2 separate regions of the Homo sapiens genome follow, and region 1 is linked to region 2. The links are chromatin loops, found by intact Hi-C in ENCODE. Cell type or tissue: heart right ventricle. All regions are shown on one strand. Links, peaks and the distances in the headings refer to the core of each region. The heading gives the core; the rest is flanking DNA.

Region 1 (16,650 bases), core at 6,695-9,194, 250 kb after region 2:
GAAGAAAAGTCCATGCTCATGGACAGGAAGAATCAATATCGTGAAAATGGCCATACTGCCCAAGGTAATTTATAAATTCAATGCCATCCCCATCAAGCTATCAATGACTTTCTTCACAGAATTGGAAAAAAGTACTTTAAAGTTCATATGGAACCAAAAAAGAGCCCACATTGCCAAGTCAATCCTAAGCCAAAAGAACAAAGCTGGAGGCATCATGCTACCTGACTTCAAACTATACCACAAGGCTACAGTAATAAAAACAGCATGGTACTGGTACCAAAACAGAGATATAGATCAAAGGAACAGAACAGAGCCCTCAGAAATAATGCCACATATCTACAACTATCTGATCTTTGACAAAACTGACAAAAACAAGCAATGGGGAAAGGATTCCCTATTTAATAAATGGTGCTGGGAAAATGGCTAGCCATATGTAGAAAGCTGAAACTGGATCCCTTCCTTACACCTTATACAAAAATTAATTCAAGATGGATTAAAGACTTAAATGTTAGACCTAAAACCGTAAATACCCTAGAAGAAAACCTAGGCAATACTATTCAGGACATAGGCATGGGCAAGCACTTCATGTCTAAAACACCAAAAGCAATGGCAACAAAAGCCAAAATTGACAAATGGGATCTAATTAAAGAGCTTCTGCACAGCAAAAGAAACTACCATCAGAGTGAACAGGCAACCTACAGAATGGGAGAAAATTTTTGCAACCTACTCATCTGACAAAGGGCTAATATCCAGAATCTACAATGAACTCAAACAAATTTACAAGAAAAAAACAAACAACCCCATCAAAAAGTGGGTGAAGGATATGAACAGACACTTCTCAAAAGAAGACATTTATGCAGGCAAAAAACACATGAAAAAATGCTCATCATCACTGGCCATCAGAGAAATGCAAATCAAAACCACAATGAGATACCATCTCACACCAGTTAGAATGGCAATCAATCATTAAAAAGTCAGGAAACAACAGGTGCTGGAGAGGATGTGGAGAAATAGGAACACTTTTACACTGTTGGTGGGACTGTAAACTAGTTCAACCATTGTGGAAGTTGGTGTGGTGATTCCTCAGGGATCTAGAACTAGAAATACCATTTGACCCAGCCATCCCATTACTGGGTATATACCCAAAGGATTATAAATCATGCTGCTATAAAGACACATGCACACGTATGTTTATTGCGGCACTATTCACAATAGCAAAGACTTGGAACCAACCCAAATGTCCAACAATGATAGACTGGATTAAGAAAATGTGGCACACACACACCATGGAATACTATGCAGCCATAAAAATTGATGAGTTCATGTCCTTTGTAGGGACATGGGTGAAGCTGGAAACCATCATTCTCAACAAACTATTGCAAAAGGACAAAAAACCAAACACCGCATGTTCTCACTCATAGGTGGGAATTGAACAATGAGAACACATGGACACAGGAAGGGGAACATCACACTCTGGGGACTGTTGTGGGGTGGGGGGAGGCGCGAGGGATAGCATTAGGAGATATACCTAATGCTAAACGACGAGTTAATGGGTGTAGCACACCAACATGGCACATGTATACATATGTAACAAACCTGCAGGTTGTGCACATGTACCCTAAAACTTAAAGTATAATAACAATAATAATAATAATAGGAATCTAAAAAAAAAAACAATTTAAATAATGTCACCTAAGATTTTTTACAATTAGCAAGTGCTGGGGATTCAATCCAGGGAGTCTGACATCCAGAGCCAATACTTTACTACATGAAACAGCCCTAAAAAGAGCAGAGAATCTGTCTTCACAGATTTTCAAAGAGTAAGGAAACATGGTTAGGCCTAGTGGTCAGGGAATGCTTTGTAGATGCAGTGGGGTGTGGAAAGAGGCCATGAAGAAGAAAGAGGATTTGAAAGAAGAGAGAGGAATGAAGAAAGACTTCTAATAAATATGCTTGCTACGATCAATTCTGTGTCCTCCCTTTTCTATAAAATATGATCCTTGGCCCCTATAATTTCTTGACTCTAAATGTTTGAAAGAGTGAATCAGCATTATCATGGAACAATATGTGCTGATGGGTATAGTCTCCCCCTTTGATTGGTACTTTGCAAGTTTCACAAATAACTAACCACCTGAGAACTTGTCTCCCTTGAACTGAATTCCATTTTAATTTTGTTCACCTTCTTGATTCTCTTCTTTTTGTGTCAAAATTGTACTTTTGCAAAGATGATTTCAAAAGTGTTTTCTTTCTGATTTAGTGCGGCCAGTTTTCAACATTCGGTCTGAAATTGAGGAGTTGCTGTATGAAAAGTGAATTTATTTGAATGGTAAAGTTTCCTGTGAACAGAAATAAAGTATTGTTTCACTCTGAAACTCCTGAGAGTCAGCCACTGTTATTTTATTTGTAGACTTCCTTCCATAGGCTTCTTTAAAAATTTTCAAATGACATCAAACAACCTTCTTCTTGTTATGAAGTAGAAAGTCCTTTTATCTGTAGCTAGGAGGATGCTGTGGGAATTATCAAGCAGGGACAACCAAGCCTATTTTTTATAACAATATATTAACTCTAAAAAGAAAACCTTCTAGTCTCATTGTGACATACCTCCTCTATATCTATAATCCTTAAATTCAGAGATGGTTACAGGAAAGCAGGCCATCAATAATCAGGTAGTGAGATCATCCATGCTCTCGCATCCTTCAAGGGAAGAGACAACATTGGCAGAAGGGAGATAAGGGGAAGAAGAATTTATTGTTCAACTATTTTGTGCTAAGCAAAGCACTGTGTTATGTATTTCACATACCTTAAATCATTTGGCCATTTGAAAACTCCCTGAGAAAACTATTCGTACCTCCATTCTACAGATGAGTAATGGAGAAAAGAATAGTTTTAAATTAACAAAGAGATAAAGAGAAGCTAAGCAATTTACTCAAAAATTGTGTGAGTGGCAAAGCCAGGATTTGAATTCAGATATTTTAGGCAGTAATAAATCATGTCATTTACACTGTCAATTTAATTCTGAGAAGTGATCATTTATGTAAATTTCTTTTTGTAATAAAAAACATAAGAGAAAGCAGAAGATTAGAAAGTGTTGTGCAGAGAGAAGAGTAATCATTCACTGAACACTAAATAAACGTGTTGAATATCAAATGTACTCTTAGACCTATACTTTAAAGCATGACTTAGTAATAATGATATTTGGATTTCTCCCATCAAAAAGCTTTCACTATAAGTTAAAAAATGAGTATTTTATGTCTATAGTGGAGTTAATAAATAGCATTCAATGAGTGCTCAATTTTATCGCACAGTGCTATGGTTTGAGTGTTCCCCACCAAAGCTCATGCAGGAATCTTAATTTCCATTGTGGCAATGTTGGGAGGTGATACTCTACAGAGATGATTAGGTCATAAAGAGAGATTACTGTCTTTTTATGAGATTGGATTAGTTTTCTGAGGAATGGATTAGTCCTGGTGAAAGTGTGTTGTTGCAAATTGAGGTTGCGTCTCATGTTTGGCCACTTTGCTCCCACCTACTTTTCTTTCTGCCTGTTCACCACATTGTGACACAGAAAAACGCTGTCTCTAGAAGCCAAGCAGATGCTAATGCCATGCTCTTGGACTTTCAGTCACCAAAATCATGAACCAAATAAACCTCTTTCTTTATAAATTATCCAGCCTCAGATGTTCTGTTATAGGAACACCAAATGGACTCAGATCCAAAGATAAAAACATTCTTTAGTATATCTCCAGGCTTCGAATTTGCACACATTTTTTCCATGCATTATCTCATTGAATTTCCAATCCTTCCATGAGATGGGCATTACTTGACCTCCTGTATTTTATTAAACCAAGACTCAGGAGCAGTTCAGCACCATAGCTAAGATAATGCAGTTAATAAATTGTGAAGCCATATCTAGAACACTGTTATTTACCTACCAAGACATAGTACTTCAGGCCCTGTAGGCTGACATCCTAATTAATCTATGAATATAAACAATAAAGTCTTATGATCACAAAGGTAAGATATCCTCTGTAGAACAGTCTGGGGAAATTTGCCCTCTTGGAAACTTTTCATCATCTAGCCTTACATAAAGATACTGCATGTTTCTCCACCTATTATGGTGTCATCTCTTGGGATTTCAAGTTCAAACTCACATTTGACCCCTCCAGAACTGGTGTGTGTAGACACTTCCCTTGATATTTTAGATCACCTCTCCCCACCAATATCTCCTGTAGCATTGGAATTTTCTGCTATGGACTTGGATCCTCAGAATCCAAGTGCCATTTTCTGGGCCAGTTGTGACCTCTGCTATAAAAACAAATAGGACCCAAATCAGCTAATGAAGAGACAAATCTTAAGGAGAGGCTTCTAGCACAGGAGAAACCTAAGCTGGGTTCTGAAGAATGGGTGAGATAAGAGGAGGGACACTGGTAGTGAAAAGAGGAGAGAGCAAAATTAAAAGAATAAAGGTGAATGGCTCTGATGTGTACAAGGAAAGTGAGTAAGAAGCAAAATATTGTTCACTAAATTCCAAGGTTGCCACACCACAAACGTGTCTTCAGTCCTTCTTTAGTTCTCGAGTTCCAAATACATACATGTGTGCGTGTGCGCGCACACACACACGGACACACACACACAGCTGTTACTAAACTTCACAGAATTTTTACTTTTTAGTTAGAAATATGTGGACATAAAAGGCTTTGGAGGATTTTGTAAAGATGTAGTGATTCCAAATGTACAGTTTTGTCAGTTTGCTTTTATACTCAAAGCACTGCATAGCTTTCAAAGTAAATATAGATTTTGTTATGTTAGAAAGCTCTGAAGTTACTGTCTTAAAAATTAAAGTAGGAACAGCTTCAGCAAATAGTTGCATAACACATAAGCCTAATGTTTTGATGTATGACTCTCATTAGTAACGTCCTGGAGATGTCATAGCTATAATTGATGCTATTCATTATCTGTTTGACATCCTATGATACACAAAGATAAAGGGGGAAAGAGAAGAGATCTAGCAGTGTTTGACCACCTACTAAGTGACAAGAACTGTGCTTGCTTGATATTTTTCATCACTACGTTTTCCTAACGGTTTTATATTATAAATACTATGCACATTTACAAGATGACAAAAATGAGAAACCGGTTAAATTACTTTGCCAAGATCAAACACCTTGTACTTTTTGAAACCAGGCTTTAAGTTCAAATCTCTAACTTGTCAAAGTCCATGATCTTTACACAATTTCAATTGCATATTGTGATTAGCCAATGGATATATTACTCTCATCTTGGAATATGCATATATAGTTCTAGAAAACTGATATAAAAATGACTTGCTTGATTGATTTGTTTCATTGAGGTATTCATAAACTTAGTTGGAAGCAATGCTAGTTTTCTTTTTGTTTCACTTCAGAAATAAAATGCACTGGTATATATACCTAACATTTGTCATTTAAATATTATAAAATTAATTCAAGAAATGGTCTTTATTAAAATAAAATGACAATAAAAATACTTTGCTTTTATGGTGTTAGTCAGAATAGGTGAAGTTATATTATGAAAAATCCCAAGTGTTGATGAATTAACACAGTACGAGTTTATCCTTCTTTCATTTTACAGCTTAAATCATTGATGAAAACATGGGAGGGGAAGGTCTTCTGTCCCATGCAATTTTTTAAGGATCCAAGCCTCTTTCTTCATGGGCTTCGACTATCTTCAGTATATATGATCCAATAGAAAGAGACGATGTGTCATGCATGCAGGGCACATAGAAACCTTCACTCAGAAGTGGTACATATTATTCCAGTATACATTAACCAGAGCTGGTCATATGGCCCTACCTTGATAAAAGGGTAGGGGAATATGTTCCTTACTGTGATATTTTCCTAATAGCGATTCTAAACCATGGGGAAAGAGCCAAATAATTTCTGGTGGTCTGCAAACAATCTTTTTCACTGTGTATCCTTCTGGTCATCACATATCCAAGCATATCTGTATTAGGCTTCTATTACAGTAGTCCTCCCTTACCTGTGGTTTTGCTTTCCATGGTTTCAGTTATCTATGCTCAACCATAGCCTGAAAATATTAAATGCAAAATCCCAGAAATAATTCCTAAGTTTTAAATTGCACACCGTTCCTATGAATGTGCTGAAAGCCCACACTGTCCCATTCCAACCTGCGTTGGAGGAGAATCATCCCTTTATTCTGCGTATTTATGCTGTATTTGCTACCCATCCATTAGTGTCTTTGCAGCGACCTCAGTTATCAGATCATCTGTGGAAGTATCAGTCCTTGTGTTCAAGTGAACCTTATTTTACTTAATAACGACCCCAAAGTGCAAAAATAGCAATATTGGCAATTGTAATATGCCAAAGAGCAGCCGTAAAGTGCTTTCTTTAATTGAAAAGGTGAAAGTTCTTGTCTTAATAAGGAAAGAAAAAAATCACATGCTGAAGTTGTCAAGGTCTAAGGTAAAAACAGATCTTCTAACTCTGAAATTCTGAAGAGGGAAAAATTAATTTATGGTAGTTTTGCTGTCATACATCAAACTGCAATAGTTACAGCTGCAGTTCTCAGTTAAGATAAAAAGGGCATTAAAGGCTAACAATATATAGGGTGTACCATTCATGGTTTCAGGCATCCACTGGGAGTCTTGGAACATAGACTCCACAGATAAGGGGAGACTACTGTAATGCATAATAAATTAAAACATACTTAGATCTTTAAAACCACATTTTCTGAGGATCAGAAATTCAACCAAGGATTAGCTGGGTCATTCACTAGGAGTCTCACAAACCTACAATCAAGCATGGGCCACGGCTGGATTTTTGTCTGCAAGCTCAAGTTGAGGGGTTGTGGGAGCATTTCCTAGTTCTCTCTCAGGACACTAGTAGTAGAATTTATTTCGTGTGGCTGTAGGATTCGCAAAAACTTGCTTTTTCAAAGCCAGCAATGGACAGAGAGAGACTTTAGAGTGGGTCTGCTAGCAGACGGTTTTATGTAATGTAACATAATCACGAAAGCAACGTCCCATCACTATTCACATTTAGTATAATCACAGGAGAAACATTTCATCACCTTTGCTATTGGTGGTTGGTGATTACTATTGGTCTGTTGCCTAGAATCAAGTCACAGGTCCTGCCAACCTGCCAGGGAAGGAGATTATACAAGGGTGTTATTATCAGGCGGTGAGTACCATGGGAGCAACCAAAACATATTTCCTCTAATTACAGAATACACTCAGCTCTTCCCCAGTGAAGAAAATCAAACATTCCCTTCAGTCACTGTGTTTAGTTTAAAGTTAAGGATTTTTTTTATTTAAGCGTAGTCCTTGTCATCAGACTGGGGTGTGGCTGCCCTGCATCCAGCAACGTATGAACTAAAAATATAAGTTAACTGCTCACACCCACTAACACATATAGCTCAGATACAAGATTAAATGGGTTTAGGGTGACCGCAGTAAAATATTTCCTTCAAATAACAGAAGACTGAAAGATCCACAGAAGACAGAGGTCAGTCACAGTTATAGAATCTTGCTGGGCATGCATTGAAGACTGGTTGTCCTGGGAGTGAGATATTCACTCAGCTAGGCACTGCTTCTGACCTCTAGGTGGGAGAGGGGCATCCTAGGCTGTAATGCTTTCTTTCCTCTGGCTCTGCCTGCTTCCTTTTTGAAAGCTCTCTTGGACACATTGAATAAAGACATGGGTTATCTTGAGGGATCCCTTGGATGATAAACCAAGGTCTAAAAGTTTCTTTTGGTCTCAACTAGTCAAGAGGATTATCTTCAGAAACACTTTTCCTTTGATACCTTACTAGGCTTCTGATCTATTGGCTTCCAGTTGGCTCCACATGTTGGGAACCACACCTAGATTATTTCCCGGGGCATAGTTTTTCTTTGTGCCTTTACCTTTCTTACTCTACCCACAGCTCTATTCCCCCACCTCTCACTTTTCCTCTTAGCTTAATGGCAACTTTAAGCTATCAAGATTGAATGAGAAGGCTATACCCTTAATCCAATCTCTATTGCAATACTGGATTCTGATTGGCCTTTGCTTCCCAAAGTCTTTTTCAATGTCCTTCCCTACGGTTTAAGCCTAGAAGTTGGCTTTTCTTCCAATTTAAAGTCTGAGATGCCTAAACCATTCCTTTTCGTTTATGCTTGAAAACCTGTTGATTCTTTCCTGAATTAATTTCTCTCTTACATACCTTGGTAGAGTCAATAACTACCAGCACATATAACTAACATTGTGTGTTACCACTTCTTCCTTAGAAACACAAATTGTTTAGTCACAATGTAACATGCTTACTGTCTTTCCACCCTATAACATCCTTTTCCTTGCCATCCACTAGGCCAAAATCTCAGAAAGAAATATTATCTTAGGAAACTCCCTATTTCTGACACCATATATTCAAGTAATCAGATTTGTATTAGGAAAATACCACTCAATAAATTTTGAACAAAATATTATACAATACAGAGATTTAGAGGCATATAAAACCATTGAAATAGTTGAGGGCATTGGAATCAGAAATTTTACATATACATTTACATATTACTTGGCAAAGCTTAATCTTCTTCCATAAAGGGTTAGTGGCATCAAATGAAAAAAAGACAAAAATTGTACAGTGCAGGGCTGGGTGCGGTGGCTCATGCCTATAATCCCAGCACCTGGGGAGGCCGAGGTGGGCAAATCATGAGGTCAGGAGACTGAGACCATCCTGGCTAATGCAGTGAAACCCAGTCTCTAATAATTATACCAAAAAAAAAAAAAATTAGCTGGGCATGGTCATGTGCGCCTGTAGTCTCAGATACTCAGGAGGCTGAGGCTGGAGAATCGCTTGAACCCAGGAGGTGGAGATTGCAGTGAGCCGAGATTGGACCACTGCACTCCAACCTGGGCAACAGAGCGAGACTCTGTCTAAAAAACAAAACAAAAAAAAGTATAGTGCATAATATTTATTGGATTAATTATTCATAATAAATATTAGATAATTACTCATGAAGCCCACTTCTATCCCAGAGACTTAGAGAGCAACTTAAAGTTCAGCATATCTGCCACTTGGCCTGCAGAATTAACCCAGTTCAACCCAAGAAATGTCTGATAGAAGAATGATGATGAAGAAAAGACAAAACAATATTCCTATTGATTATTTAACTACCGGTCATTGGTATTTCTACAGGATAATGTTTGCATTGATGTATTTTGCCAAGGGGAATAAAAACATCCATGATCTCTTCTTAAACTTTTTCATACCTAATGAGCCAGAGGGAAATTTTCAATCTATAGCCTAGCGGTGTCACTCAACTAAATAGAAAAAGAAAGAAAGAATGGCCTGAAGTCACATGGAAGCTTCAAGAGCCCACATTGGCAGAGTTCACAATTTAGCCAGCCTCATAAGGAAGAAGCAAATTTTATGCTGTTTTATATCTATGGAAATACAAATTTGAACCAAGATTTGCATGACTCTGCTTCTCATGAGCTGTGTGATATTGACAAAGCTACTTAAATTTTTAAGCAAGTTACCTTCATCATTGAGGGTGGGAAATTCCTGTATTTCAAAAATATAATGATAATTAGAAAACATGAATAGAATGGGTGTTCAATAAAAGGTAGAAGATTTTACATTACATAAGGGTGAAATGAAGAGATGAAAAAAGGAAGGAAGGAAGAAATTTAAAAAGGAAAAAATAAAATGTAAAAGGAAACTGCAAAACATGAAATCATAGACAAAGATGTAAAACAAATAGTGTTTCTAAATAGTGAACCAGAAATTAACATCAAGGCCACCTATTTGTTGGATGGATTTTTATACGTAGTTGGCTCTTTAAACATTACATTGTTTCAATTCACTTCTATTCAGAGACATTTATTGAATATCTATTACCCACTTGCCATGCAATCCATCAGGCATCATGGTGCAGGTGGCCCTGAGAGGCTGGAGTTGGGATCTGAGACAGATGCAGTTATGGGTAACTCCAGGAATCTACACTATGGTAATCAGAGAATTTTACTGGATTAAATAAACATCATGACTAGACTACAGACTCAAGAAAAAAGTTACAATATGAATGGAGTGCTAAGAAATTAATTTTTCTTTGCCAACCAAGTATACCATCTAAACAAGATTCCCAATATGTGAAAGCCACCATCAGTTAGGACACTGCCCACTTTTCAATAGAGTGATAATAAAATATTATTTTATACAACTTGCTGAGAATTTTCAATTTCTGAATATAAGATGCTAAAAAGTTTGGCAATCACAAAACTAAATGAACAAAAATAATAGAATACTATTATATTCAATTCAGAAATAGGTCCTGTATAGTTCTTAAGGGTCTGAGAAAGTATTTTCCTTGTGGCTTAAAGGTATGTTTTAAATTATAATGAAACTTCTTATTTTTATAAAACTCTTCCATGGCTCCTCCTAAAAATACCCTGGAAAATTTGTTAACACAACACAAATTATTTCCACAACTGTTTTGGAAAATGCTTAAATGATCCATAAACCCTTTAAAAAGTGTTTCCTTTCTGGAGAAAAAGCAAGATGTAATAAACAGGCATTAGTTTTTTACAAATGAAACCTCAAATCCTAATTCTTCTATGACTACTTTCATTTCTTGATTATTTTACTTAAACTTCACCACAAAATGAAGAAAATGGTGGTGCTGAGAATATTCAGTGACAAGGAATGCGTGGAAAACACCTGTTACAGTGTACATGCTCAGTAAACAGTAGCCATAATCATTCCACTTCTGAGTTCCAAATTCTGGTGCACACTCTGCAATTTTATCGTTCTGCTACATCTACTAAGACTCATGTAAAAAGAGATCAATAAAATGGCTAATATCCCTCCTCAATGTGGCTGTTTCTGTTTGTTTCTTATCTCCTTACTCTCTATCAAACAAAACTCATTTTCTTTGTTCATCCCTAAAATAAAATGGAAGTAAAATAAAATGGAGCTCTAATCTTTATGGTTCAAAATAATTTGGTTCAAAAGAGAGACCAAGAGAAGTCACCCTGTGCCATACATGCACCAACTCTCCTTATTGGACCATAGCAGAAAATGTGGAAATAAAATTTTAAAAATAATGCATTAAAAACAGGAAAGGGCTTATCTCTGTTAAGAAATGAGCCTTTTGTGGATTTGTCAAACTGCTGGCAGGTAATTGTGTTGATGAGTACCGAATTCACTGAATCATCGAGTCTACAAATAGAGCATCAATTTTTCATTATTTTGACTGGGTACATAGTTTGCCCTTCATTATACTCTTGTGACAATTTTCTCAAAGAAAATACCAACAAATTGTATCAGAAAATACTAATGCAGAAAATACAAATGGCTTTTTAATGGGAAAGCCAAGCTTCAACATACTCGGGTGCAATTATTTTCATCGTCATAAATTTGCTATTTGTTCCTTTCTTGCTCCTTTCCTTAATTAACAAAGTTTTTAGAAAAGCATTATAAATTTATGGCCTCAGCTTCCCCTGACACAGTTTTAAACTCTTGTATGAGACTTTTTTTTCCCCATCCATTCTGTAGAAACTTTTCCTCAGTAGGTTTTTTCATCCTTTAGCAATTGCCTCAGCCAGCTATTTTCCAGTTTTACAAGTTCCTTCAAAAGCTATTCCTTTTGTGGGGCATTAATGATACTGCTTTTGTCTACTTCTCCTTATACATTTGAAATTATTTCTTCTCAATCTCCGTCAAGTTTACTTATTTCTTTATTTGTTCATTCTCATGATGTTCCCAGATTAGTCTGTTCATTCTCTCTCTCTCTCCCACATTCTTCTCTCTCATTTGACCATATTATCTACCCTCAATGTGTTTATTATTACATTAATCTACAACTTTAAAACTCTCTTCTCAGCTACAGATACGTATTTCCAACCAATTTCTCATTACCTCCTCTGGATCATTCAGCAGTAACTGAAAACAAAATTATTAATTCCTTCCCTGGCCCTTTCACCTCCAAAGAGGCATTGTGTCACAGCTCTTTACAAGAAGAACTACAAACCACTGCTCAAAAAATCAGAGATGACACAAACAAACGGCAAAATATTCCATGCTCATGGATAGAAAGTGCTGATCCACTCAAGAAGGATTAAAGACTTACATGTAAAACCCAAAACTATAAAAACCCTGGAAGACAACCTAGGAACTACCATTGAAGACACAGGCAAGGGCAAAGATTTCATGATGATGAAGATGCCAAAAGCAATCACGACAAAAGCAAAAATTGACAAATGAGATCTAATAAAACTAAAGAGCTTCTGAACAGCCAAGGAAACTATCAAGAGAGTAAACAGACAACCCATAGAATGGGAGAAAATTTTTGCAAACTATGCATTCAAGAAAGTTCTAATACCAACATCTGTAAGAAACTTAAACAAATTCACAATTTTTAAAAAAATCCCATTAAAAAGTGGGCAAAGGACATGAACAGACACTTTGCAAAAGAAGACATACATGTGGCCAACAATTATATGAAAAAAAGCTCATCACTGGTCATTAGGGAAATGCAAATCAAAACCACAATGAGATACCATCTCACACCAGTCAGAATGGCTATTAATAAAAAGTCAAGAAATAACAGATGCTGGCAAGGTTGTGGAGAAAAAGGAATGCTCATATACTGCTGCTGGGAGTGTAAATTAGTTCAACCATTGTGAAAAACAGTGTGGAGATTCCTCAAAGACCTAAACATGGAACATTCGACCCAGCAATCTCATGACTGTGTATATACAAAGGAATACAAATCTTTCTATTATAAAGACACATGCACACATATATTCATTGTAGCACTATTCACAATAGCAAAGACATGTAATCAACCTAAATGCCTATCAATGATAGACTGTATAATGAAAATATCATACATATACACCATGGGATACTATGCAGCCACAAAAAGGAATGAAATCATGTCTTTTGCAGGGATGTGGATGGAGTTGGAGTCCATTATTCTTAGCAAATTAATGCAGGATCAGAAAACCAAATACCACACATTTTCACTTGTAATTTGGAGCTAAATGATAAGGACACATAGAGGGAAACAACACACTGTGGGGCCTATCATAAAGGTGGAGGGTAGGAGGAGGGAGAGGAACAGGAAAAATAACTAATGGGGACTAGGCTTAATACCTGGATGATGAAATAATCTGTACAACAAACTCCCATGACAAAAGTTCACCTATGGAATAAACCTGTACATGTACCCTTGAGCTTAAGGTAAAAGTTTAAAAAAAAACAAACGTCGTGTTAAGTCCATCTTGGTTGGTGGTTGGGAAAGGGGTCTTTTCTCTACCTGTCTGTACACATAATATTTTGTCCAAGGGGATTGCAGAAGTCTAGCTTCCTTAGAAGTCATGATGTTTATAGGTGTGAAACTCCAGAGACCATGTCCCTAAAAATTGCATTCTACTGTCTTTTGAATCATCCATTTACTCCTTCCTTGTTTAGTCAGTGTACAAATATTGAGTGCCTACCATCATGGTACCAGATGCTCAATTAATTACCATTCCTAAACTCCCCAAATACTTCATGTACTCCTTATTGTATCACATATAATAGTTGCTTTTGTTAAAATTGATTACAGAAATGTTATAGCTCCACAATATCATGTCTTCAAGTCTTTAAGATGTCTTATCTATTTTTATGTGTGCTATAGCAACTGTTTGCCCCTAGCTAATTGAAAAATACTTGTCAAACTTAAATGCAAGTTAGTGACATATTTGATAGTGATAGTCACCAGTCATTGGTGGTATAGACAACCTGATTCTTTTGCTCTGAAGAGCAGAGCTGGTGAAGGACACAGGATTTTCTCCACCATGTATCTGACTCTTTGAACAAATTGGGTTTTGGTCATGGTATTTATGCACTCAAGAGAAACATTAATTCAAATTATGTTTGGGGTAATTTATGCTCACTTACACAATACTGGGCAGAATCCTTACTTGATCAAACTTTTTCTTCATACTGATCTCAAGGTAAATTATAGTAAATTAGAACTGCAGTGTTATGAACTGAAGTGTGTTCCTTCAAAAGTCATATGTTAAAGCCAAAGCCCTTGCCCCCAGTGCGATGGTACTTGGAGATAGAAACTTTGAAGAGGAACTAAAGTTAAATGTAGTCATAAAGGTGTGGCCCTAACTAACCTAAGCTTGAGCGTCTTTATAAGAAAAGGAACAGACACCAGAGATCTGTCTTCCTTTATGCTATTACAGAGGAAAGGTCATGTGAGAACATAGTTCCCAATAAGGCCAGAAGCAAGCCCTCAGTGGAAACCAAATTTGACAGCACCTCCACCATGAACTCTAGCCTCCAGAACTGTAAGAAAATAAATGTCTGTTGTTTATACCACCCATCCTGTGTTTTTGTTATAGCAGCCTGAGCAGATTAATGCATGCAAAATAGCATTTAGAGAGCAGGGAGGCACCATGCACTTCTTTTGTTTGTTTTGAGATGGAGTCTCGCTCTGTCACCCGGCTGGAGTGCAGTGGTGTGATCTCAGCTCACTGCAAGCTCTGCCTCCTGGGTTCATGCCATTCTCCTGCCTTAGCCTCCAGAGTAGCTGGGACTACAGGCGCCCGCCACGACGCCTGGCTAATTTTTTGTATTTTTAGTAGAGACGGGGTTCCACCGTGTTAGCCAGGATGGTCCTGATCTCTTGACCTCATGATCCACCTGCCTTGGCCTCCCAAAGTGCTGGGATTACAGGCCTGAGCCACTGTACCCGGCTGGCACAGTGCACTTTTTTTAACAGTGAGCCTTATTCTTAAAGTCAACATTGATTTGTTAATTGCTTATTCATTGCTATTGTTTTCTGATTCTAAATATGTTCTTTGTAGAAAATCTGGAAAAGACAGGAATAAAAAGTAAAAAAAGTAGGCTAGGCTAGCTTATCTCATAATAAACATTCTAAATTCTTATTAAAATCTCCAAGGCACCAAAAAAAATTAACAGTTTTGAAAGTTTACCAACCCAATCGCAGAATCTAAGAGAAAGTTTAATCAAACATCTATCCTATTTAACATAATTTAATCTGCAATTGTTGGCCCATCTACTCTAGTGGTTCCAGCTGAAAAGAAAGGGAGCAATTATTTGTTAGGGTGGGTGCTCTTATCCTCCTTTCCTGTTTCTGGGAGTGTTATACTGTCGACACCCCTTATTCACTCCTCCGTGTAGGAAACACATGCTCTCTTCCTCCTTCAGGCTTAGGTCATACAGACAGTACCACCAGGTGAAGGCCTGAGCTTGTCTTACTCCACATGAGAAGGTAGGTCCATCTAGTTCAGGGTACAATAACAGTAATTCCACTTGGCTGCAGATCTTAATCCAAGTTCTCCACCAATTTTATTATTAATGAAGTGAATTTTAATCTCAATATGCCTGGATTCTATGCCAATCATCCACTGATTCAGAAATCAGGCAGAAAAAATTGTTTTATAACAGGCCCCTTAAAATAGCTAGGAAGACTTTTTGTCACCTTTTCCTAGATTTCAAAGGTACAATTTGTTTTGTAATAGAAAACTGAGTTATTGTCACTTTTTCTTGGCTTCTTATCGTGTTCTCCAATTGGTGCCTCCAAATTCAGAAAATGCAAAATGAGAAACAACTAATTTAGAGATTGGGATAGGGATTTGCATGTGGCCAGCAGTGGTATATTCTATGATAAGAAGAGAGGTAGGGTAGAAGAAGATTACACATTATCTAAGAAGACCTTCTAAGTGAAAATTCTTTAGTTTCTGTTCACTGGGCTATGAGATGAGAAGATGACCTGCTTTTGATCCACAAAGGGAAAGTGATTTTCAGCCAATCAGGGATGGGATGGAACCCAAGACAAGATATACGGTGTGTCATTTGACAAATGCTGGTTCTGGGTAGACACCAACTTTCAAAAATGAGTAAAATGCAATTTTCAGATAAATGGGCAATTGTAATAAAATGTGAAATGTGCAATAATTGGAACAACTTGAGGGTCATGAAAAATGTACTGCAGACAAAAGTAAAAGACTGGGTACTTTAATGCTTGTGGATGACTCACTTCTGAAAATTATTTATAAAGGGAACTATTTTTATGTTATTACTTTTAGAGCTCAGTCAAGCAGATTTCTACAAGAAGGCATTCTCTGAAAGAATGCCAAACATAAGAGATAAAAAGACAATACAATGACATTGAAAAGATGATTGATATAGTATGGATATTTATCCGCGCCTAAATCTTATGTTAAATTGTAATCCCCATTGCTGGAGGTGGGGGACCTGGTGGGAGGTGTTTAGATCATGGGGGTGACCCCTCATGAATGACCTGTGCCATCCCCTTGATAATAAGTGAGCTCCTGCTCTGAGTTCACACAAGATCTGGACATTTAAAAGTGTGTGGCACCTCCCCCCTCTCTCTCTTGCTCCTGCTTTTGCCATGTGAGGTGCCTGCTCCCCCTTTGCCTTCCGCCATGATTATCAGCCTCCCGAGGCCTCTCCGGAAGCAGATGTCTCTATGCTTCCTGTACAGCCTGCAGAACCGTTTGCCAATTAAACCTCTTTTCTCATGAATTACCCAGCATCAGACATTTCTTTATAGCAATGCAAATGGACTAATAACAATGATAGCTAGGATATGAAAGTGTTTTATTTGTATATGGAGAATAACAATAA
Region 2 (16,650 bases), core at 8,469-10,968:
GGACATAAACTCATTATTTTTTGTGGCTGCATAGTATTCCAGGGTGTATATGTGCCACATTTTCTTTATCCAGTCTAACATTGATGGGCATTTGAGTTGTTTCCAAGTCCTTGCTGTTGTGAATAGCGCTGCAATAAACATAAGTGTGCATGTGTCTTTATAGTAGAATGATTTATAATCCTTTGGTTATATACCCAGTAATGGGATTGCTGGGTCAAATGGTATTTCTAGTTCTAGATCCTTGAGGAATCACCACATTGTCTTCCACAACACTCCCACCAACAGTATAAAAGTGTTCCTATTTCTACACATCCTCTCCAGCATCTGTTGTTTCCTGACATTTTAATGATCACCATTCTAACTGGCATGAGATGGTATGTCATTGTGATTTTCATTCACATTTCTCTAATGACCAGTGATGATGAGCATTTTTTTCATGTTTGTTGGCTGCATAAATGTCTTCTTTTGAGAAGTGTCTGCTCATATCCTTTGTCCACTTTTTGATGGGGTTGTTTGTGTTTTCCTTGTAAATTTAAATTCCTTGTAGATTCTGAATATTAGCCCTTTGTCAGATGGGTAGATTGCAAAAATTTTCTCCCATTCTGTAGGTTGCCTGTTCACTTGGGTGATAGTTTATTTTGCTGTGCAGAAGTTCTTTAGTTGAATTAGATTTCATTTGCTGTGCAGAAGTTCTTTAGTTGAATTAGATTTCATTTGTCAATTTTGGCTTTGTTACAATTGCTTTTTGTGTTTTAGTCCTGAAGTCTTTGCCCATGCCTATGTCCTGAATGGTATTGCATAGGTTTTCTTCTAGGGTTTTTATGGTTTTAGGTCTTACATTTCAATCCTTAATCCATCTTTAATTAATTTTTGTATAAGGTGTAAGGAAGGGGTCCAGTTTCAGTTTTTGGCATATGGCTAACCGGTTTTCCCAACAACATTTATTAAATAGGGAATCCTTTCCCCATTGCTTGTTTTTGTCACGTTTGTCATAGATCAGATGGTTGTAGATTTATGGTGTTATTTCTGAGGACTCTGTTCTGTTCCATTGGTCTATAGATCTGTTTTGGTACCAGTACCATGCTGTTTTGGTTACTGTGGCCTTGTAGTATAGTTTGAAGTCAGGCAGTGTTATGCCTCCAACTTTGTTCTTTTTGCTTAGGATTGTCTTGGCTATACGGGCTTTTTTTTTGGTTCCATATGAAATTTAAAGTGGTTTTTTCTAATTCTGTGAAGAATCTTTGTGGTTGCTTCGTGGGAATAGTGATTAATCTATAAATTACTATGAACAGTATGGCCATTTTCATGATATTGATTCTTCCTATCCATGAGCATGGAATGTTTTTCCATTTGTTTGTGTCCTCTCTTATTTCCTTGAGCAGAGGTTTGTTGTTCTTGAAGAAGTCCTTCATGTCCCTTGTAAGTTGTATTCCTAGGTATTTTATTCTCTTTGCAGGAATTGTGAATGGGAGTTCACTCATGATTTGGCTCTCTGTTTGTCTATTATTGGTGTATAGGAATGCTTGTGATTTTTGCACATTGATCTTGTATCCTGAGACTTTGCTGAAGTTGCTTATCAGCTTAAGGAGATTTTTGGCTGAGATGATGGGGTTTTCTAAATATACAATCATGCCATCTGCAAACAGAATACCCTTTATTTCTTTCTCTTGCCTGATTGCCCTGGCCAGAACTTCCAATACTATGTTGAATAGGAGTGGTGAGAGATGGCATCCTTGTCTTGTGCTGGTTTTCAAAGGGAATGCTTCCAGCTTTTGCCCATTCAGTATGATATTGGCTATGGATTTGTCATAAATAGCTCTGATTATTTTGAGATATGTTCCATTGATACCTAGTTTATTGAGAGTTTTTAGCATGAAGAGGTGTTGAATTTTATCAAAGACCTTTTCTGTATCTATTGAGATAATCATGTGGTTTTTGTCATTGGTTCTGTTTATGTGATGGATTACATTTACTGATTTGCATATGTTGAACCAGCCTTGCATCCCAGGGATGAAGCCGACTTGATTGTGGTAGATAAGCTTTTTAATATGCTGCTGGAATTGGTTTGGCAGTATTTTATTGAGGATTTTCACATTGAAGTTCATCATCAACGGATATTGGCCTGAAACTTTCTTTTTTTGTTTTGTCTCTGCCAGGTTTTGATATCAGAATGATGCTGGTCTCATAATATGAGTTAGGGAGGAGTCCCTCTTTTTCTATTGTTTGGAATAGTTTCAGAAGAAATGGTACCAGCTCCTCTTTGTACCTCTGGTAGAATTCGGCTGTTCATCCATCTGGTCCTGGGCTTTTTTTGTTGGTAGGCTGTTAATTACTACCTCAAATTCAGAACTCGTTATTGGTCTATTCAGGGATTTGACTTCTTCCTGGTTTAGTCTTGGGAGGGTGTTTGTGTCCAGGAATTTATCCATTTCTTCTAGATTTTCTAGTTTATTTGCATAGAGGTGTTTATAGTATTCTCTGATGGTAGTTAGTATTTCGGTGGGATCAGTGGTGATCTCCCCTTTATCATTTTTTATTGTGTTTATTTGATTATTCTATTCTTTATTAGTCTGGCTAGCAGTCGATCTATTTTGTTAATTTTTTCAAAAAACTAGCTCCTGGATTCATTGATTTTTTGAATGGTTTTCGTGTCTCTATGTCCTTCAGTTGCTCTGATCCTAGTTATTTTTTGTCTTCTGTTAGCTTTTGAATCTGTTTGCTCTTGCTTCTCTAGTTCTTCTAATTGTGATGTTAGGGTGTTGATTTTAGATCTTTCCTGCTTTTTCCTGTGGGCATTTAGTGCTATACATTTCCCTCTAAACACTGCTTTAGCTGTTTCCCAGAGATTCTGGTATGTTGTGTCTTTGTTCTCATTGATTTCAAAGAACTTATTTATTTCTTCCCTAATTTCGTTATTTACCTGGTAGTCTTGCAGGAGCAGGTTGTTCAGCTTCCATGTAGTTGTTCGGCTTTGAGTGATTTTCTTAATCCAGAGTTCTAATTTGAGTGCACTGGGGGCTGAGAGACTGTTTGTTATGATTTCCATCTTTTGCAATTGCTGAGGAGTGTTTTACTTCCAATTACGTGGCCAATTTTAGAATAAGTGCTATGTGGTGCTGAGAAGAATGTATATTCTGTTGATTTGGGGTACAGAGTTCTGCAGATGTCTATTAGGCCCACTTGGTCCAGAGCTGATTTCAAGTCCTGAATATCCTTGTTAATTTTCTGTCTCATTGATCTAATATTGAGAGTGGGGTGTTAAATTCTCCCACTGTTATTGTGTGGGAGTCTAAGTCTCTTTGTAGGTCACTAAGGACTTGCTTTATGAATCTGGGTGCTCCTGTATTGGGTGCATATATATTTAGGATAATTAGCTCTTCTTGTTGCATTGATCCCTTTACCATTAAGTGATGCTCGTCTTTGTCTTTTTTGATCATTGTTGGTTTAAAGTCTGTTTTATTAGAGACTAGGATTGCAACCCCTGCTTTCTTTCTTTCCATTTGCTTGGTAAATCTTCCTGTATCCTTTTATTTTGAGCCCATGTGTATCTTTGCAGGTGAGATGGGTCTCCTGAATACAGCACACTGATGGGTCTTGACTCTTTATCCAATTTGCCAGTCTGTGCCTTTTAATTGGGGCATTTAGCTCATTTACATTTAAGGTTAATATTGTTATGTGTGAATTTGATCCTGTCATCATGATGCTAGCTGGTTATTTTGCCCATTAGTTGTTGCAGTTTCTTCATAGTGTCAATGGTCTGTATTTTTTCATTTGTTTTTAAGTGGCTGGCACTGGTTTTTCCTTTCCATGTTTAGTGCTTCCTTCAGGAGCTCGTGTAAGGCCGGCCTGGTGGTGACAAAATCTCTCAGCATTTTATTGTTTGTAAAATATTTTATTTCTCCTGCACTTATGAAGCTTAGTTTGGCTGGATATGAAATTCTTGACTGAAAATTCTTTTCTTTAAGAATGTTGAATATTGGCCCATGCTCTTTTCTGGCTTGTAGGGTTTCTGCAGACAGATCTGCTGTTAGTCTGATGGGCTTCCCTTTGTGGGTAAGCTGACCTTTCTGTCTGGCTGTCCTTAATATTTTTCCTTCATTTCAACCTTGGTGAATCTGACAATCATGTGTCTTGGGGTCGTTCTTCTTGAGGAGTATCTTTGTGGTGTTCTCTGTATTTCCTGAATTCGAATGTTTGCCTGTCTTGCTATATTGGGGAAGTTCTCTGGACAATATCCTGAAGTGTGTTTTCCAACTTGGTTCCATTCTCCCCATCATTTTCAGGTACACCAATCAAATGTAGGTTTGGTCTTTTCACATAATCCCATATTTCTTGGAGTCTCTGTTTGTTCCTTTTCATTCTTTTTCCCTAATCTTGCCTACATGCTTTATTTCATTCAGTTGATCTTCAATCTCTGATATCCTTTCTTCTGCTTAATCAATTCGGCTATTTATACTTGCGTATGCTTCACAAAATTCTCGTGCTGTATTTTTCAGCTCTGTCAGGTCACTTATGTTCTTCTCTAAACTGATTATTCTAGTTAGCAATTCCTGTAAGCATTTATCAAGGTTCTTAGCTTCCTTGCCATGGGTTAGAAGATGATCCTTTAGCTCAGAGAAGTTTGTTATTACCCACCTTCTGAAGCTTGCTTCTGTCAATTCATCAAACTCATTCTCTGTCCAGTTTTGTTCCCTTGCTGTTGAGGAGTTGTGATCCTTTGGAGGAGAAGAGGCATTCTGGTTTTTGGAATTTTTAGCCTTTTTGTGCTGGTTTTTCCTTAACTTCATGGATTTATCTATCTGTGGTCTTTGCTGTTAGTGACCTTCTGATGGAGTTTTTGTGTGGTTGTCCTTTTTGTTGATGTTGATGCTATTCCTTTCTGTTTGTTAGTTTTCCTTCTAACAGTCAAGCCCCTCTTCTACAGGTCTGCTGGAGTTTGCTGGGGGTCCACTTAGCAGAGCTTGACCACTGTGCTGGGAGATCTGCTCCTCTCTTCAGAGCCAGCAGGCAGGAATGTTTAAGTCTGCTGAAGCTGCACCCACAGCTGCCCCTTCTCCCAGGTGCTCTGTCCCAGGGAGATGGGAGCATTATCTATAAGCCTCTGACTGGGGCTGCTGCCTTTCTTTCAGATATCCCTGGCCCAGAGAGGAGGAATCTAGGGAGGCAGTCTGGCTACAGTGGCTTCATGGTGCTGCGGTGGACTCCACCCAGTCTGAACTTCCTGGAGGCTTTGTTTACACTGTGAGGGGAAAACGACTTACTCAAGCCTCAGTAATGGCTGACTCTCCTCCCTCCACCAAGTTCCTGTGTCCCAGGTTGACTTCTGACTGCTGTGCTGGCAGCAAGAATTTCAAGCCAGTGGATCTTAGCTTGCTGGGCTCTGTGGGTTGGGCTCCGCTGAGCAAGACTACTTGACTCCCTGGCTTCAGCCTCCTTTCCAGGGGAGTGAATGATTCTGTCTCACTGGCATTCCAGGCACCACTGGGATAGGAAAAAAATATCTCCTGCAGCTAGCTTGGTGTCTGCCCAAACGGCTGCCCAGTTTTGTGCTTGAAACTCAGGGCCCTTGTGGTGTAGGTACCTGAGGGAATCTCCTGGGTTGTGGGTTGTGAAGACCGTAGGAAAAGCATAGTATCTGGGCCAGATAGCACCATCCTTCATAGCAAGGTCCCTCATGACTTCCCTTGGTTAGGGGAGGCAGTTCCCTGACTCCCTGTGCTTCCCAGATGAGTTGATGCCCCACCCTCCTGCTAGCCCTCCCTGCGCTACACCCACTGTCTAACCAGCCCCAATGAGATGAACTGGGTACCTAAGTTGGAAATGCAGAAATCATCTGCCTTCTGCGTTGGTCTTGCTGGGAGCTACAGGCGGGAGCTCTTCCTCCAAGCTGAACATCTTTAGGGCACAGAAAGAGGGCCATGTAGTTTGGATCCATAGAGTAAGGGGGAGAGAAGTAAGAGAGAGTTTGGAAAAGACCAGCAGGAACCAGGTCTTAAAGACCATTGTGAAGATTCTGGATTTTAAGTGTTACAGAAGAATTGGAGGGCCTATATAATACAGAATATGATCTAATTTATAATTTTAAAAGTTGTTCTGGTTGTTGAGGGGAAATTGATTTTGGGAGTGGGGGAAAAGAGTAGAGTGTGAGAAATAGGAAACTATTGGTTTAGCCAAATTACAAATAATCATGAGTTGTTGGGATTGGGGGATCTTACTGGAAGGGTAAAGAAATGATTGGATTGGGGATCTTCTGGAGGTGGATATGGCAGGATTTGTTATTTTTAGTGCATGGATTTATATACTCTGACCTCACCATGCATGCCACCCTCAGTGGTATGAGATATGTGTTACCACCTTGCAATGTGCTTTCATAAGGAATGCAGTGTTGAGGCAAAAGAGAAAACCCTGCCCTGCCCCTCATTCACCCCACTGCCCAGGCCTATCAGGCAGTGTAGTAATAGGGTCTCAGACAGTAATGGCCCTAGAATTTAAGATGTAACCAGCAGCAGAGAGAGGGTTGGGAAAGAGATATCAAAATGCAGAAACAGGCTGGGCACGGTGGCTCACTTCTGTAATTCCAGCAGCTTGGGAGGCTGAGGTGGGCAGATCCCTTGAGGTCAGGAGTTCGAGACCAGTCTAGCCAAAATGGTGAAACTCCGTCTCTACTAAAAATACAAAAATTAGCCAGGTGTGGTGGTGTCCACCTGTAATCTCAGCTACTCTGAAGGCTGAGGCAGGATAATCCTTTGAATCCGGGAGGTGGAGGTTGCAATGAGCTGAGATTGCACCACTGCACTCCAGCCTGGGCGACAGAGGAAGACTCTGTCTCAAAAAACAAAACAAAACGAAACAAAATACCAAAAACAACAACAAACGTGCAAAAACAATTGCCAAGGACATCCCTCCAGGAAAGACATGAGACAAACCATCTCTTTATCGGGTATTGTGAGGAAGGTGATGCTTTAGGGGTTAGATGGACGGGGGATAAGATGGAAGAAAATCTGTGCATTGCACACTTTTCACTGAATTGTCGTCATTTATTTGTCAATTCCTTCACTAAAATATAATCACAGGAGGGTAGAACTAAGTCGTATTAACTTTTATATCCTAGTGCGTGGCTCAGCCTCTAGTACCTAGTGCCCAGTTAATGCTTCTTGAATGAATGGTGGAATTCTTTATTGAAAAGGTATTGGTTTGAAGACTTAGGCTTTTTTCTGACTTTCTAAGCAAGTGTGACAGGAACAGAAATTAGCATCAGGAATCCTGCCTTTTTTTCTGCTTTTCTGCTTTGGTAATCACGTTGCCGTTCCATATTTATCACTATGAAATAGCTGAACCTTCTCCAACAGAGGCCTTTTTTGCCCCTGTCCTTGCATGATGCAATTTGTATAGGCCAGCAGGAAGGCATATACTTTGGTACAAAATGTGAATATGCCTATTAACATTCTCCCAAAGGATGTGGACAGCCCTAGGAATCAGCTTAGAGGTTCAGCCTGGCCCCTGGTCGGCACATTCTACGAGCTCGTGGAAAAGGGCAAGCACAGACTATTTACAGCCGCAGAGAAATGGCCTCATAAAAATGCATAAGGGTATGTGCACAGTGATGACTTGGATGAAAAAAGCAGTGTTTACATACTGTTACACTAAAAATATTCACACCTCATCAAATTGTCAGTCTTGTTTGCAGGCAACAATGGGAATTTTCCCCCTATAAGATGGTAATAGCTCTCAGTGGAGCACTGCATATTATGTCTCATTAATCCTTCCCAGATCCCAGCGAGGTGGGTGGTGAGGGTTCGTATTCCTGTTGTTTCAGAAAAGAATAGAATGAGATTCATTTCCCTGCTCTCTGTTCACACTGCTTCATAGAATGATGGAGGATATTTGCCATCTCATTTTTGAAGCCTGATTCACCGTGGCCCTTGGGGCTTGGTCCTTCCTAATGACATCTGGTCTACTGCCCTTTGTGCTGATGAGAACACGAAGCCCCAGAGGAGGGGAGTCAGTTCATAAAGCCCTCTCAGCTACTGTGGAAAATCGAAGCCCAGCTCACTAATTTCCTACCTAGAGAAAGGTAGGAAGAGTAAGAGCACAAACCTGTATAAACACCTATTAGCTGTCAAGAATTTTATAATTAATATTATTTTGGATTCACTATGACAATCTTGTAAGATTGGTTTTCTTCTTATTATTATTAATTATTATAAGTTTCTAAATAAAAAGTATAAAGATCAAGCATCAAATTTCCAGAATGTAGTTTATTTGACACCAAAGCTGATATGGATGAGATGTCACACACCCTCCATGCTGTATCCACCAGAGGGACCGATACCTAGCAGAGGCTCAAAGATGTTTCTTTCTTGATTTGATCTGGCAGAGTAAAGACAGCTTTGGAGAAAGACAGACCTGGATTCAAATGCAGATCTCTTCCTTACTAGATGGGCATGCTTGGGTAAGTCAGAAATAATGCCTGAGCCCCAGTTTTCTTACCTATGAAAGAAATAAAATATACCATGGCAGGATGGGTATGAAAATGAAATGAGAGAGTACAGAGAAAGTGACTGTCATGCATAAGGACTGCTCCATACCTGCTGGTTCCCTCTGCTCCTCCCCATAATGGCAGTCTTGTATGTTTTTAAATAATAATCTTCTTAGAAAACAAAACAAACCCACACGTTTCTGGTTTTTTTTTTGTTTGTTTTTTTTTGTTTTGTTTTTTTGCTTCCCCACCTGGAGTTGACTTATTTATAGTGCCCAAGATGGTTAACATCCTTCTTATTGATTTTCACTAATTATCAGCAACTTGCAGGGGTCACCTTCTCAAGCCTCATCTCAGGAGGTCATTGAGTGAGGTTATTTAAGCTTCTTGGCAGTAGAAACTATGCTCCCAATACATTGACCACTGACCATGTACCAAGCATCTAAATGTTGCATGAGACACTGAAAACTAAAGCTTGGTGAGCTCAAGGGCGCCAACAAGGGCCGCTTCAATACCTATGAAACCTTGGTAATTTACTTAATTTCTCATATAGTCTTCTCATTTATATAACGGGCATAGATATAAACAGGTTTGAGAAGATTAAAAGAAATAATGTATAAATACTGGTTACTCATTTCCAGCTACATAACAATGGTTTGGTAATTATTAGTTATTAGTAGCATTAGCAAAATACTTAGTAAAGGGAAATTCATAAGTTAATTATTTCCAATGTAAGGAGGTATGTAATTAATTTATTCATTATCCAATGTGTCATTAAATTTTTATATTAAATATCAAAAAACTTGTTAATTATAATTATGTAGTAAATATATATTAATATTAATTATAAAAATGCATACATTATTATTTTTATTATACTTTAAGTTCTAGGATACATGTGCACAACGTGCAGGTTTGTTACATATGTATACATGTGCCATGTTGGTGTGCTGCACCCATTAATTCGTCATTTACATTAGGTATATCTCCTAATGCTATCCCTTCCCCCTCCCCCCACCCCATGACAGGCCCGGGTGTGTGATGTTCCCCTTCCTGTGTCCAAGTGTTCTCATTGTTCAATTCCCACCTATGAGTGAGAACATGAGGTGTTTGGAAAAATGCATACATTATATAACATGACAGCAAAATAAACCATCCACTCACCATACTGTGAAGACGACCATATGAAAGCACTCATCTTCTCCTTTCAGAGGCAACCACAACTCTTAATTTTGTGATGAGCCTTTCCTTGCCTTTCTTTATGGTTATACCATTTATGTTTGCATTTGTTAACAATAAATTTTGGGGGGGGTTCTCATGCTTTTGACATTTATATTAATGTAATCACATTGCTATTGATCTTATGCTATTTGCTTTGTTTGCTCAATGTGGTATTCTGAAATGTATCCATGTTGTTCACATAACTGTAATGAATTCTTTCAGTACTATGCAAGAGGACAGATATGGAGGAATTCACTTATCCATTTCACTCTTAATAGGCATTTTAGTTACTTCCTTTAAATTTGTTTTCGTGTTACTACAAGTGCTTCTAGTAACATTATTATATAAATTGATGGTATACATGGGCAAAATTCTCTGCAGCGTAGATATCAGAGAATGAAACTGATGGGCTGCAGGATGTGAACATTTCCAACCTAACTAGATAATGCCGTAGCCTTGTTACACAAAGTAGCTATGCCCATTTACAATCCCAGCTCATGTCTATCATGGTAATGTCTGCCTCACATCCTTGTCAACACTTGTTATTCTTAGTCTTTAATATTTGCCTATCTATTGGATAAAAAATTGTCCCCCCTTGTGGTTTTAGTTTGCATTAGTTTGATTACTAGAGAGGTGAAGAATATTTTAAAACTTGTCATTACAGTTTCTAATTTTGTGAGATGCTTATTTAGGACATTCCCATTTTATTTTATTAAATTGTTTGTCTTTATCAATTAATATAAATTGTATATACATGTATATACAGTCTGGATACTAATTTCATCATGATATATTCCCAAACACCTTCTCTTGGTTGGTGACTTGTCACTTCAGTTTCTGTACTATGCCTTTGGATGCATAGATGTTCTTAACATTGACAAAGTACATCATTCATTTTCTCAAGATTTATACTGTCTATTTCTTGTTTATAAACCCTTCCTTCCCCAGATGTCATCAAGATATTCTGGTATTCTCCTGTATTATATTTTAGAAGTTTTATATTTTTTATTTTCATATTTAAATATTTAAACCAGCTGAAATTGATTTTATGTGTGGTGTGAGATGGGGTTAATTTTTATTTTGGTCCATATAAGTAACCAATTGCTCTAAGATTATTTGCTGAATGGTCATCTTTTGCCACTGATCTGCAGTGCTGGCTGTCATAAATCGGGTTTCCATATATGTGTGGTCCTGTTTTTGTCCACCTTTTTCCTTCTTCTGTACTTATTTTTCTGTCACCAACACCAGCCTTCTTTAATTACCCTCATCTAATAATGCCTGGTATTGTGAAAGATAAAACCCCAAACTGTTCTTCCTCAGGAGTGTTTTGGCTGTCCTTGGAGCGTTGCTATTTCATATAAAATGTTCAAGTCATTTTGCCAAGTTCCTTAAAAATAACCTGTTAAAATTTCTTAGAGTTATATTGACTTTATAGGTTTATAAATAAATTTGGAAAGAAGTGTCATAAATATTGAGTCTTCCTATCCATGTACATATCTCTTCTCTAAAATTTTGTCCTTCTTTAATGTTTTTCAATATATAACTTTCAATATAAAGTTTTATATTTTCCATAAAGCTCTTTCCCATTTCTGTTAGATTTACGTCTAACAGACATAAATACTTAATTGTATAAATGGTTTCTCTTTTAAAGTCTATTTTCTGTTTGTTCATATTTCATATTTTATCAAGAACTTCTGATAATATATCTATTGAGCCTAATGGTTAATCTGTTGATTTTGTTTTTTTGTGTGTGGATAATCATATAGTCTATAAATAATAATATTTTTCTTTTTTTCTAGAAATGTTTTTATTCATCACTTTTATTCCATTTTATTTTGTTGGGACCCCCAACAAATATTGAATGGAAGAGGTGATAGTGAGCTCTATCCTCTTATTCCTCATCTGAAGAATTACTTGAGGCCTCATTTGGACCTGATTCCTTCAGGGGAGATTTGTTCCACTAATTTGAGAATACTCTAAACCAAATCTTCAGATAGGAATTTTCACCCAGCTATGGAGATTTGGAACAATAAACCTGATTGGAGGCCAACTTATGATTAAGAATGTTCAGAGAGCTTTTTGTCTTCCACACGGTGTAAAAGTTTGTGACAGGATCATCCTTTTGTAATCATTTTGATGGTAGATTCATTTTATGTTCAGTCTTAAATTAAAGTCATAGCTCTTTGGGAAATCTCCTATCAGATTTCCTACTTTGGGTGAGCCTTGGGGATTGTCTCCTTGTTAACTAGTGCTCAAGACCACTGGAGCTCAGTAAACAAACCCTGGATGCGAGCTGACTTCAGTGCTATGCTCAACCTTCTGGGTTACCCTTGTGCATTTAGGTTTTGACCTTTACATATTTTTCCTTCTTTGTCAGTCCATTGATGAATTTAATGAGAAGTTTGTGTATATTGTAGTCAGCATTTTCAGTGTTATGATGTTTTGTTCATAGTATTTCTGGAATTACAAGTCCCCACTGTGCGTTTTCAGCACAACCCCTATGTTTGCTGGTCATTCAATGATGCATAGCAAGACACCATCCTCTGCTGTGAAGGAGTTCACAGCAGACACCATCCTCTGTTGTGAAGGAGTTCACAGCAGAGTTGGGAAACAGGCACGTAAAATGGCATTGCAATACAGGATCATATGTGTTTTCATACAATTAGCCATATGAAGGGTGACTGGATGGGACAGGACATTCAAAAGAGAAGGAGACACACTTTCAGAGGCTGTTAAGTAAGAGAAAGGGTCTGGGGTATTATGAAATCTTTGTGTTTCTTATGTATGCCATGTATTCTAGGAGATAAGAGATGCATATTTCACTATTAATAGACAATGTAATGAGTCTCACAGAGGTTAACTGATTTGTTTGTGGTGCCATGGGTAGCAAACCAAAAATCTGATCTTTTAAATCTAAGTCCAGTGCTGTTTTCAATCCTAACACTACTGGACATTGAAAGCTGAGATACTGAGTCCCTTCTCATACATTCTTAAAGCTCCTAATTCAGTGTTCTGGCTACAGAAGATTCATAACTTGTCCTTATTCATCACTCAAAAGCTCTCATATTTGGAGAATTTACTTGTAAATTCTTTAAGCAAATTTTTAAAAATTTTTTTCTTGCTTTTTCTTCCATTAAAAAAAACTGTTCAGAGAAGGAGAATGCTCTGGGAAGACAAGCCCTATTGCAGCTGACAGTGAGCCTCAACCAGTGCTGCTAATAAAAAGTAAAAAGGAGGAACCTGCTGGGATTGTATCATTGGAGTTCCGAATCCTCTACAGAGTGCTGAGCTCTCCCACTTCGCTAGTTTAACAAGTTTCCATAAATGTTTGCTCTTTTCTTCCTGTTCTTTTTTCCACTGGGTTGTCCTGAGAGCTGGTTTGTGTAACCCGAGTGTCTGGTATTTAGCCAAAGCTTTAAACTTCAGTTTCTACCTCTCTGGACCTGGCCAGTTGCTTTCTCTGACTTATTGAGACTTGGTGTGTTGACTTGTCCTACCCAGAGATGACTGTGCATGGAGGTAGCTCTAGAACTGGATACACAAGGAACCCAAAAAGAGCAATCTGGTAAAAAGGCAAAGACGGAGACTGCTTCTTCAACTGTATTTGTGTAGCAGGCTTACAGGTTGAACTTAGGTTACCTGACCCCTTGATCCTTGCATCCTTTATTCTCACATGAGAACGAGGCTGATAGTGATGCTTAATTCATTGGGCTCTTGTAAGGATGAAATGAATCAATATGTGAAAAGAATTTTCAAAACCATTTGCTATGACACAATTGCTCAATAGATACAGGCTATACTAATACTAACACTAGTAATGTTTACCATTAGATTGTTTATTTGGGGTGGTGTTGAGCTGACCATGATGGCATTACTGAGGAGTGATAGACTTCTCCCTTTTGGCTCTTCCAGAAGCATCTGTAGTTCCAGAAACATCTGTTTTTGGTTGACAGTAGAGTATAATTTAAGGTGGCAAGAAACTTCTTACTTGCCCTAAATCTTCCCTAAGCATGTACAGTTTCTAAAATGTTGTCAATATTTGAGAATCTTTCTTTTATACATTTGGAATTTCCTATTTAATTGGCTGACAAAACAATAAACTAGGAATTTGGAATCAAAACACTTGAAATAGGGTCTTTACTACTCTGTCTTTTCCCTATGTTGCCTTGGGGAAGCCTCTGTTAGGACTTACTGATATCTAATTCTTCTCTTGTGGGTAATCACAGTTGAGTGAGGGCTTTTTGCTGCCCATTGGCTGTAAACAGAAGTGACACCTACCACTTCTGGGCTGAAGCATTTGTCAGTATGAGATCTTCCACTTGTTTTCCTTCTCCTGCCAAAATAGCTGTTGAAGAGGTCTCACATTAAGATTGCAGATTCAAAATGGTGATCAGCTTGGAGTCTCAACTCACCACATGGAGGAAAGTTATTCTGGAGAGTGCCTTGGATTCAAATCAGAAAGAACTTTGTGTAAAAAAATACCATTTAGATTTGGCGGCTGTTTGTTGATTTAATGTAACCTGTCCTATCTTTGATTAATCAAACCTCTTAGCTGTTCTGAAGCTCAGCTTCCTCATCCTAAAAGTGGAACTAATAATATTTAGAAAACTGTGGAATTTTTGAAGGGTAAAACTAAACAAGGTAATATGTGCAAAGTATCTAAGGTAACATCTGGGCATAGAGGAATTGCTCCTAGTTATTATTATTGTGTTTAATGTCCCGTGCATAGCCTCAGGGATTCTTGACAAAGGTAACCGTGAAAGCTTCCTACTTTCAAGAAGCATGAGAAATGTTGAGAAATTAAAAAGATTCCCATTTTAAGTTGTGTTCTTCTGACCTCTTTTCTGGGTGTCACTTAGCAACCAATGGGGGAAAGAGGGAATATGCTTGTTTAATTCCTCTATTGCTCAAATGCTAATGCAGATACGGGGCTCCTCAGCATAAGGAAGGAATTAGCTTTTGTCATCTACCTGCCCTGTCACTCTGTCTTCCAGTGTCCTCTTTCTGTTTCTTCTCAAACTTTATCTCAGTCTGTCACTTTTGCCCAGTCTCTCCTTATGCAACTAGAAATAAACCACTCAATGAATTGCCCCACACTGGTTACTTTTCCTGAGAATCAGAGATATAAGCACTATTCTCACCTATGTTGCTGTCTTTTCTGAGCCAATTTTGCAGTGTTCGATAAGTTCAATAAGAATTGAACTCATGATAGCTTAATAGAGATTTGTTAAGCCTTATTTATTTGTTGAACTTTTTTTATTTTATTATTATTATACTTTTTAAAAGAGCTCTTAAGTGGACAATATGATCTTTTGAAATTCTGGTCTTAAACTGCACTTACACATCTCAGCTTGTGCAGCTCCAACAACAAAGAATCCTGGATTCTAGGATTGGAAAAGAGTTATTTCTCTACCATGTGAAAGAAAAAAAGGAGCTAGTATTTATTAAGTACATGTTAGGCTATTTATATGTGCTATCTTATACCACACTTATTTTTAAGGTAACAAAATATGGCTTGAGAAGATTAACTTGAGAATTGTCACACGCCAAAGATTTATTTTGTAGCTCTTTCTTCCATTGTCTCTTGTTATGACTTTTGGTCAAACTAATAACATTATCATTTTTTATTAACAAAAGACATAGATAATTAATGAAAATAGTGAAAAGTAATAATAAACGCAATTTTAAGAAGCATTAAATTCTCTTGTGTAATAAGATGTTAGATATGTTAGCTGGAGGAACATAGTGATGGTTAAAATGTGTTATCTCCATTATGCTTTCAGTCATATTCAAATTAGCCTGAGGCTTGTCTAATACTATCTTCATGAACTCACAGAGTTCATAGGATCTCAAGAGGGCAACCACTGATACGGTATAATCAAATCACATAATATATTCAACAACAACTGCCAGAAATATCTATTGAATTCTTATGTATTATATTCTATTCTGGACCAGGGAGATTCAGAAGCATCTATATGGAACTTGCATATAGGGGGGGAACAATTAACAAAATGAATAAATAAGTTAAAATATTAGAAATAAAATAATTAGAAATTTATATCCAAAAATATTAGAAATAAAATAAATAAAATAATAAAATAAAATATTATTAAAAATAAGTTAATATATTAGAAATAAAAATTATTATGGGGAAAATCAAGTGGGGAAGGAAGGTAGGGACTTCTGGAATGTGTGTGTTTGCAATTTTAAATGGGGTGAATAAACTGAGCAAGAAAGATGAAATAACTTCCTGACAGTCATGAAATTCATAAGGGGCAGATGGGAAACTGTTCCCAGTGTTCTAACTTTCAAGTCGATTAGCTTCTGCTCTATGAATTTTTTATGGAAGCCAGTCCCAGGATAAATAACAAGAATGAAATTGTTCATTGGTACATTCTTAAAAATTCTTTTGATTTTAGACACAGGTATCTGTCTTGAATTTGCTTAATCAAAATAGGCAAGTTTTGTGTGGAAGGACACTAAAATAGTTCATCTAATATAGAGGGCAGGGGTCCAGTCTGGTCTCTGGGAATGTGAAAGCTGATGAGACGGTCTTTTCATTGTTCTTCTCTGCTTCTCTCGGCTCAACTTCGTCCACCTGGTTAGAAGATCGGACTGTTAACAATACTGTCTTTTGATCTGGGAAACAGGAGGTCCTGGTCTTCCCAGCATCAGAGATGACTGAGTTTTGGAGCCCCTGTCTCCGGGTCTGGCTATGCTAACTGGTTGAGATGCCCCCTGGGGAACTCTGAACCTTATGTGGAGTCGACCAGATGTTGTGAGTCGCTCTAGGACTTGTGCCTACAGGGCTGTCTTGGGACTTGTAGCCTGCAAGGTTTCCAGAAGGATTGCCTGGTAAGCAGATTGCTCCTACTGGCTGGTTCAGTATTTATTTTGCAGGATTGTATAAATTTGGGCCACATAGAAAGGTATAAACATGACAGTTT

Evidence for each region. Peaks named below come from ENCODE experiments on the same cell type or tissue, not always from the same donor. Only the 100,000 strongest peaks of a DNase experiment are listed, where the experiment ranks them.
Region 1: a loop joins it to region 2, with 2.2 times the contacts of the local background. A loop is called at or near these places in 1 of 110 quality-filtered maps.

What each region holds. Positions count from the first base shown.
Region 1 is chr4:14,456,187-14,472,836 of GRCh38, reverse strand. It overlaps LINC00504 (long intergenic non-protein coding RNA 504), which reads left to right. Exons shown (of 7, transcript NR_126435.1): 7 at 1-2,372. Among named protein-coding and RNA genes, the nearest start is that of LINC01085, 350 kb to the right of the region's middle. In heart right ventricle, for the core only: no CTCF peak of the experiment used is centred there; no DNase peak of the experiment used is centred there; H3K27ac peaks cover 294 bases.
Region 2 is chr4:14,707,897-14,724,546 of GRCh38, reverse strand. All of the region lies in intron 2 of LINC00504 (long intergenic non-protein coding RNA 504), which reads left to right. Among named protein-coding and RNA genes, the nearest start is that of LINC00504, 170 kb to the left of the region's middle. In heart right ventricle, for the core only: no CTCF peak of the experiment used is centred there; no DNase peak of the experiment used is centred there.